3 separate regions of the Homo sapiens genome follow, and regions 2 and 3 are each linked to region 1. Evidence: chromatin contacts called from ENCODE Hi-C or POLR2A ChIA-PET data. All regions are on one chromosome and are shown on one strand. Each heading gives the region's core, a stretch centred on a gene start or an enhancer-like site at or near the end of the contact. The rest is flanking DNA. Distances are from core to core; before and after follow the strand shown. Region 1 holds the start of DPY19L2 (dpy-19 like 2). Region 2 holds the start of AVPR1A (arginine vasopressin receptor 1A). Region 3 holds the start of KICS2 (KICSTOR subunit 2).

What was found. Hi-C counts contacts between places; a loop is a spot of excess contacts on that map. ChIA-PET counts read pairs that join two places held with the same protein, here RNA polymerase II (POLR2A). Pooled maps may share reads with other maps.
Region 2: a map of aorta shows a loop between it and region 1 (5-fold over the local background). The contact joins the promoter of AVPR1A here to the promoter of DPY19L2 in region 1. A Hi-C loop is called at or near these places in 2 of 168 maps with a recorded cell type or tissue (aorta and chondrocyte), 3 of 37 single-sample maps with no recorded cell type and 10 of 50 pooled maps.
Region 3: a loop to region 1 is called in a map of CD8-positive, alpha-beta T cell, with 27 times the contacts of the local background. The contact joins the promoter of KICS2 here to the promoter of DPY19L2 in region 1. A Hi-C loop is called at or near these places in 1 of 168 maps with a recorded cell type or tissue (CD8-positive, alpha-beta T cell), 1 of 37 single-sample maps with no recorded cell type and 5 of 50 pooled maps. POLR2A ChIA-PET finds 5 or more read pairs at or near these places in 1 of 52 experiments (naive thymus-derived CD8-positive, alpha-beta T cell).

What each region holds. Positions count from the first base shown.
Region 1 is chr12:63,667,243-63,669,992 of GRCh38, forward strand. DPY19L2 (dpy-19 like 2) reads right to left here and starts at 1,251. Exons shown (of 22, transcript NM_173812.5): 1 at 815-1,251. The coding sequence starts at 1,151. RefSeq lists enhancers at 1,148-1,207, 1,657-2,158, 2,159-2,658.
Region 2 is chr12:63,149,946-63,152,645 of GRCh38, forward strand. AVPR1A (arginine vasopressin receptor 1A) reads right to left here and starts at 1,256. Exons shown (of 2, transcript NM_000706.5): 1 at 1-1,256. The coding sequence starts at 891.
Region 3 is chr12:64,220,886-64,223,593 of GRCh38, forward strand. It overlaps KICS2 (KICSTOR subunit 2), which reads right to left and starts at 1,411. Exons shown (of 3, transcript NM_152440.5): 1 at 1,118-1,411. The coding sequence starts at 1,352. It overlaps LOC124902952 (a long non-coding RNA gene), which reads left to right and starts at 1,464. Exons shown (of 2, transcript XR_007063347.1): 1 at 1,464-1,658. RefSeq lists enhancers at 935-1,054, 1,125-1,184, 1,219-1,813, 1,295-1,384, 1,535-1,724 and 1 more.

The DNA.
Region 1 (2,750 bases), core at 1-2,500:
TATCCTATTTCTAATTCTCCCAACAATTATATACACTGGCAAAAACTCTTCAGATGATATATAAGGAAAAGGTCAAATATACTACCAAATTCATCCAGCTTTCCAAAGATGCTCAAAATCTTTCTGTGTCTCTCACTCCCTCCCTTAACCCACATACCACATCTGAAAAAAAATGATATGGTGTAACGATGCCAGTATTCTAAATGCTTGAAGGGCTTATCACATGCCCTTTCCAAGCTGTGACAGAAGAATGTCCCCTGGACCACGGCATCCTATCAATCTCACCTCTGAAGGTGACCCAGCCTCATACTTCACTGAAACAAAGACCATTAGACACCAACACTCCCAACTTCTTTTATTTCCACTTTAACATTTCTCCATATAGTAATCCTCACTTTTCTACTCCCTGCCATCTCAGAAAAGGAATTCTCTCTCCTCTTTTCCACAGTTAGCTTCTCAAATTTGTACCTTTAATTCTACCCCTCCCAAATATTGCAAGACTTGCTCCACTAATTATTTCCTCTCTTGGAATCTTAATCTCATCATCTTCTCTTGATCCTTCCCCTCAGCCTTTAAAACTCCTAGACCTTAAAACACTCTCTGCGATCTGACAGCCCTTCAAACCAATATACTCCCTATCTCTCTCTCTCCCCTGGTTCAATGACAAGATCTTTGGCCAACTTCTTTCTACTCGGACCTTGCTATTATTTCCTACTAGGCACCCACAAACCCTTGCTTGTTAAACTGATCTCCTTCAAGACTCAAGAAAAGCGCCATGCGGCTCCCTCCTAGGGCTCTCCTGCCCTCTCCTCACCGATGCCGAGAGTGGTTCTGCTGGAGAACCGCCGCGCCTGCAGTTCCTGCACCTTTTCCCGGAGCTGCGCCAGGGAATTACGGACGAACTGGAAGGGGCCGAGAAGAAAGGTCTTGGCCACCACCTCTAGCTCCAAGCCTTTTCGCTCTTTCAGACTTTGGATCCTCCCCGGGGAGGACCTCCAGGAGCCCCTTGGCAGTTTCCCGCCGCCTAGGGCCGACTTTTCCATCTCCTCCTCTACCTCCGGCTCCCGGGCGAGGGAGGCCCCGCGCCGCCCCTTAGACTGGCTGCGGCCGGAAGATTGCAGCCGCTTTGAGCTTACTCCTTGTTTTCTCATAATCAAGGAGTATGGTGGAGCTGGGTCAATTTCAGGCACAGCCCAGCCGAGTCAGGCGAGGTCCAGAGAGACCTGACTCGCCTGGCAGCCTCAACGGACTTGTCCCCGCAGCCGTTGCGGACCTCCCGGTCGTCATGGCGACTGTGAAATGTGGGGTGGGGCGCATGCGTTGGAAGCCATTCGCGCGGGCAGTCCCTGAGTGTCCCCTCACGTGCTCCCCAGCGCGAGCAGCACCCCCGCCTCTGCGCTTCCCAGAGCGTGCAGCTTCCGGTGAGGGCAGCCCCACGCACAGCCCCCCACACCCTCCCCAGCGCCTGCAGCCTCCGGTGCGCGCAGGCCCCAAGCCCACATGCGCAGTCCTCACCTTGCGCGCAGCCCCATGTACAGCCCCGGACGGGCTCCCAGCCCCACTGGCGCAGAACCCATCACCGCTTGCCCTTCACGCGCTTCATTGGGAGTGCAGCCCCCACCCCGAGCGCGCAGCTCCACGCAGCCTCTCCACACTCTCCCCAGCGCCTGCAGCACCCCCAGTGCGCACAGCTCTGCCAGTCGCTTCCCCGGGCGCCGCCCCTGCACCACTTCGGCCCATAACCTTGCGGCGACTGTCTGAAGAACTTCCCGTGGTTTCATTCTTTTCTTCGGGTTTAGTCTTAGCTGTGACATTTTAACCAAAAGATTACACGTTAATTAACGAGGTATTAAAGGGAAAGATCTCAGCTGAAAGAAATGACTGTAGGAAGTGTGTCAGGGAAGCCAACGGAACCGCCGGCCCGCCGGCGGTGCGCCCGGCATTAGGAACGTCTCTACTCCCCTACGATCGCTGAGGTATCGGACAGTCAGTGCCCGTTGCCAACGCAGAGGGAACGGGCCGAGACTGCGGGCAACAAGTGGCAGAGCCGGCGTGAGTCCGGTGGGTCTGATCCCAGAGCCTCAGGTTGACGCCACTTCCTTGGCACGGGACAGCGTTTACTGAATCTTAGAGCAAAATGCTTTTCCAATAAGGTTCCTCAGAAGTCATCAGCCCTAGGAGCGGTGTGCTCAAGCGCTTTCAGCACCAGCCAGGACCAACTAAGAGGGGAGCGCTTAGCTCCCAGTCACCGCACAGCCCTACAAGAGGCCAAAGCGGCTGGCACAGATGCACTGGGGCCACTGACATTTTCCATGTCCTCTGTCACGGGCCACATGCTGGAGCCCACACCGCTTCACTTCCCATCTGTTTGATGATGGATCACATTGAACTCCCATACCCTAACTGACCAATCTAAAGCCTGGCTCATTGTGGCCAGGTTAATTTTTCCTGATGCAACACAGCACAAAAATGTTCGTGGCCCACAAATCAAGTCCTAGGCTTGCTCACCAATGCCTTCAATATTTGCCCAATATACCTTTTCAACTTTAATTTCCCACTTCCTCGGGCACAAAATCTTCCATCTCAGTCATTTCAGGTAAAGTCCACAACCTGAGACATCATAACTGCTGAATTCCTTTATTCATGTGGAAAAGCCATCCCTTGGCTTTTGCATCCTTTTCTCCCTGCCCATCTGAATGCTGTCACCTTCCAAGCCCCAGCCCATTTCTCCAGCCCATATTAATTATGCT
Region 2 (2,700 bases), core at 6-2,505, 520 kb before region 1:
CACGATCACAAAAGTCATCTTCACCGTGCGGATCTTGGCCCGGGAAATGGACTTCACGCTGCTGACACAGGGTGCGAGCAGGAACCCCTTTTGGAAGGCCACACCCGCTTGCTCTGCACCCTTGCTCTGGCGCGACGCCGTCTTCCCGCGGACGTTGCACCAGATGTTGTAGCAGATGAAGCCGTAGCAGGTACCCAAGATGACCACGGGCGCCACAAAGATGCCGCCCGTCATCCAGGTCACGTAGGCACGAGAACCCCAGGGCTGGATGAAGGTGGCCCAGCAGTCGCGGGCCTTGGTGACATTGTTCACCTCGATCATGGAGAAGACGAAGTACTGCGGCGTGCTCAGCACGAAGCTCAGCACCCAGGCGGCCGCGATCATGAGGCGCGAGCGGCGCGCGGGCTGTTGCAGAGTCTTGAGCGGGTGGCACACCGCGATGTAGCGGTCGGCTGTCATGACTACCAGCATGTAGGCCGACGCAAACATGCCGAACACCTGCAGGTGCTTCACCACGCGGCACAGCCAGTCGGGGCCGCGGAAGCGGTAGGTGATGTCCCAGCACATTTGCGGCAGCACCTGGAAGAATGCCACGGCCAGGTCGGCCAGGCTGAGGTGTCGGATGAAGAGGTGCATGCGGGACGTCTTGCGCGGCGTCCGGTGCAGAGCCAGCAGTACGCTGCTGTTGCCCAGCACGGCCACCGCGAAAGTCACCGCCAGCACGGCGATCTCCAGTTTGGCCAGCTCCTCGTTGCGCACGTCCCTCGGTGGGCCGTTGCCCTCCCCGAGGGCTTCGGCCTCCCGGCTTGTGTTGCCAGCGCCGGTGGCCAGAGGCCACCATGGGCTGGAGTTGCCCGAGGGCCCCGCGTCGGGACCGGCGGAGAGACGCATGCTGTCCATGCAGCTCCTACTCGGCCCTCTTCGGAGCTCCAGCCCTCGCGGGCCGCTCCCTCCCCGTCTCGGAGGACTTGGGCTCCTCGTCCGAAGCGCAGGGTCTTTGGCGCGCTCGCAGCTTGCCGGGCTCTGCGATCCCTCCAGTGGGCGTCTCCCGGAGCAGCGTCCCGCCTGCCCACTGAGCAGCTCTCAGCAGGGTGAGCTGGCCCCTCTCCCTGCTCTGCCTTTTTTCAACTTCGGCGAGGTCGGGAAGGTGAGCTCCGAGCTTCCGGAAGCACTGGGTTCCCAACTCAAGTATTTATGCGGTGCTTGTTTCCTTGGGACGCGCTCCCTCCCGCCCTATTGCCGGAAGACTGCTGGTTGCCTACTCCCCGCTCCCTGGAGTTTTATTTTTTCCTCTCCCTACGTCGGTGTTTGTCCTCTGCATCACTGTGGAGGGGGTGGAGCTGGGAGACTCGCAGATTCCTCCTCACAGTAGGTGGGATCGTGGCGCTTTCCCGCTTTTCCCTTCCAAAAACTTGGACAACTGGACGAGTCATGCCTTTTCTGGGCTCGTAGCCGTTTCCACAAGCTTCCCTCACTAGCCTTCCTCGCTAGCCTCCTTAACCATGCATTTGACTTCAACAGGCACGCTAAGCGCGGTACCTGGAAACCTCCAGTCCACGCACCGGCGTCCACGCATCTAGCTCCTGCACCTGAACCTGGCTCTCGACCTCACCTCCTCCAGTCCGGGTTTCTTCCTTCTCACCGAGCTCACCCGTGCAGCAGTCTGGCAAATTTTATTCCCCAGGCAAATTTTCCCGGGGCAAACATTTCTCCCCGCTCGTGACTTAAAGAGCTATCTCTTCCTAGTAACGTCTTTGATGCATGCTATTTATTACCCTATGTTTGCGACGGGAAGAACGCACTCATCACTTTGCAGCCCCAGTGGCTGCTGTGCCTGTATTCACAGCGGGGTTTGGGGGGAGTGTCTCCTGGTTTTCTCTATGGAGACTAGGGACTTAAGGAGTTTTCTCTAGATTCCTGGGGTTTTCTGCGGGAAAAGCCTGATTCCCACAGCGGGGATGGCGGAAATTTGGCCGCAGTGGTCCGTGGGGACCGTCTGGTTACTACTGAGTCGTGGGGACATCTTTTTGGGTGGACAAAGAGCAGCTGCCGGACAGCGGCCATCCAGGCAGTGCTGTCCAGGGCAAGGGACAGAAAACCCGCCCGGCTCCTGTGCTCAGGAGTAAGAAAGAGGCAATCTCAAAGAGAGGAAAGAGGCCCTGGGAAGGAGGGGAAACAACCACCTACCTAGTAATCCGTTACTCTGAACAGCTGGAGCCCCTCTGCAGGGCGGGAGGGAGGCAGAAATGCGATCTCCCTCAGCTCTGTTTTAACGTTGGTGAAGATATGCCTCGACGGACAGCAAGGGGGAGCTGTTTTCAGGCAATTTTACAAGGAAGAAAGGAAGCCGTTTCTGCAGTTATCTGCTGTGTAGATGCAGGAGCATGACTTTGTTGGTCAGAACGTTTCAGTATTGTGGCCGTGGTATAAATTTAATTGCCTCAGAAAAATATCACCCTCTGTGAAACGTAGGCAAAAAATGCAAAAGATTTTATTCATTGCAGTTCTCAGTAATAATTCCACTTTACTATCCAGTCCGTTCATGCAGAGTTACCAAGGTTGTCACGTTGAGATGCTGGACTTGAAATCTGGAGTCCTGCTTCCTGTGGCTAGATAATCCTGGGTCTGTGCGTCTTATAAATGGAAATGAAAGGACCTGCCTTTCCTGTTGTTGAGGTCATCGGGAAGATCAAGTAAGAC
Region 3 (2,708 bases), core at 161-2,660, 550 kb after region 1:
AGAAATGCCATTGTAAAAAGGGGAGGAAAAAAATAAGGTGAAACTATCTGACCAGTTTTTGCTAATAAATTAGCATACTAAATAAGTATGTATAAATCAACATACTTGCTACAGCAATTACGAACTCAGGAAGCCCTGTCTCTTGAGTGTTTACTGAAAGCTCAATAAGATGTACATGGTCACCTTCAGGCAATATAAGGAAAGTAGGGGGCTGGTTAGGGAACGGGGGGGGGTGGATCAAAATGAAATCTACACCAATTTTACATTTCTATTCTCTGTATTTTATATACGTGTCCTTCATTCACATCAGACCTCACGCTTCTGAAAATTGAAGAGTCTAAAACAGGTCAAAGTACTGACTCTGAAACCCCTAGGATTCAAATATATTTATTTGTCATAATTAAGCAGTAATATTATTTTGTATGCATATTCCATGCCTTTTACATCTATTATTTCCTTCTCATCTACTTATACTTATTGCTTCTACTAGTAAAAATCAGTTGAATCAGCTCTTGAATCTTATTTCAGAGGCAAGATGTACATGAAGTGCTAAGAGTGTTTACCATTTTCCCCTTAAGTCTCTTCTTGCTAGTGTTAGGCATATTTCTTGCCTTTCCTGCCCAATATTCATTTATTACTTTAGTCATTAAATATGTATTGGGGGACTATGAAGACGGGGTAGGACTCTAAATGTGACTCTCGGGCCTTAACCTTAAGAGGCCACACAACAGTGTTCAGTAATAGAACTAGGTTGTTTTGCAAAGTTTTGCTCTTCTGGCTGCAGCGTCACTAATTAAAACAATGAAGACATAGTTTGGTTAACTTCTCATTTATGGCATCAATCCATGCACGAGGCAAAAGGGCAAACCCTTCGGTTTGGGTCACAGCCCTGCAAAGAGCATCTACCCAGTTCGCCAATCTATCAGCAGCGCAGGCCGGTGGGCGGGGCTTGTGGAAGCCCAGGGAAGGAAAGGAACGGTGGGAGGAGATCTGGGAATGCCGAGTCGAGCCTGCGACTAGAAGTGACACAGAGACGGGAAACCCAAGCCACTGCCGACTGGGGAATATACCCCCTTTACTTCCTCCTCAAGGGGCTCGGGGGGCGGGGCGGAGGTACCTAGTTTCTGCCCCAGGTAGGTGAGGCTGTGATAGACCTTCTCGGCCGCGGCCAGGTGCGCCAAGGCCGCCAGCAGCGACAGCCAGCTGCCCCCCGCGCTCTTGTTGGCCTCTCGTTCCTTCTCCACATTGTCCTTAGCCTTGTCGTAAGAGAAGATACCCAGGTGAGAGAAGAACGTCTCCAGCACCGCCTGTTCCACCGGGACCGGGGCGGCCAGCGGGATAGACTCCCCCATGCGAGCTGCGCCCCAGCTCGACCCACGTGGCTCTCCTCGGCCTCGCACTTCCGGGTTCTGAGGGAACGGGCTTGCGCACAAGCGTGCGTGCGCGTGACCGCCTCCACCGGCGGACTCGTGAGCGCGCCGCTGCCGGGACCGCTCCTGGGCCTTAGAGAAGACGCGGATAAGGGCCAAGGAAAGAGGGAGGTAGCGGTTGCTGAGCTCCTTCGGCGCTTCGGCTCCTGTAGCTCTGACTATTCGGACCGTCAAGGTAGAATAGGAGGCGGCCAGTTCCCCGCTCTAAGAAGTTGCCTGCGCTCTGAGGTGAGCTGACAGGCCCCTCTCTGTGTGGTTCGTCAGCGCTGGTGACGTCATGCAAACGTGACGTCAGCCCTGGCCAGAACATCTGGCCTGGGCTCTCCAGGCACCTCGCTGGGCCGGCTGGGAGATGGGGAAGTGCCTGGAGTTGTGCCCACACTCACAGCAGGGACCCTAGTCAGCCCTGACACCTTCTACACCAACTCATGGAAGTGATTTGCTGAGATTAGAAGACTGACGGGTAAAGGTTGATCTCCTTCCCATTGCCTAGTTTTCATCACATCACACACCACCGGTTAACTCTCACCTGTATCCCGTTCTAGTTCTCCCGGGTCTGTGTTAGCCCTGCAACTAATAAGTAGAGCCCCTGGCCCAAACTGCATTAACCTTCCTTAAAAAGTTATCTTTTTTTTTTCTTTTTTTTTGAGACGGAGTCTCGCTCTGTCGCCCAGACTGGAGTGCAGTGGTGAGATCTCGGCCCACTGCAGCCTCCACCTCCCGAGTTCAAACGATTTTCCTGCCTCAACCTCCCTAGTAGCTGGGATTACAGGCCAGCGCCACCACACCTGGCTAATTTTCGTATTTTTAATAGAAACAGGGTTTCACCATGTTAGCCAGGCTGGTCTCAAACTCCTGGCTCAAGCAATCTTCCCACCTCAGCCTCCCAAAGTTTTGGGATTACAGGTGTGAGCCACCACCCCTGGCCAGAATGAAGAATACATTAATGTAAATTGTGCACGTTGTCATTTAGAATAATTACAAGTTCCTTTGGCATTTAAGAAACCCCATGAACCCGGCTCATACTTGTATGTCCACTACTTTGAAACACTACCCACTACTCAATAGTTTTTTCCTTTCTTCTTTGTGCATACTTATTTTATGCTTCTTAGTCACACTATTTAATCGCATATATTTACATATCTCTTTCCCCAAGTGGTGAGATCCCTAGGGTACAGTAGGGTTCACTTACAGTTATAATCTTTTCATATTGGACGGCGCAGCCATGTTTGTTGAACAAATGAGAGAATTGCCTATTTTCGTTTTTTCTCAAACTAG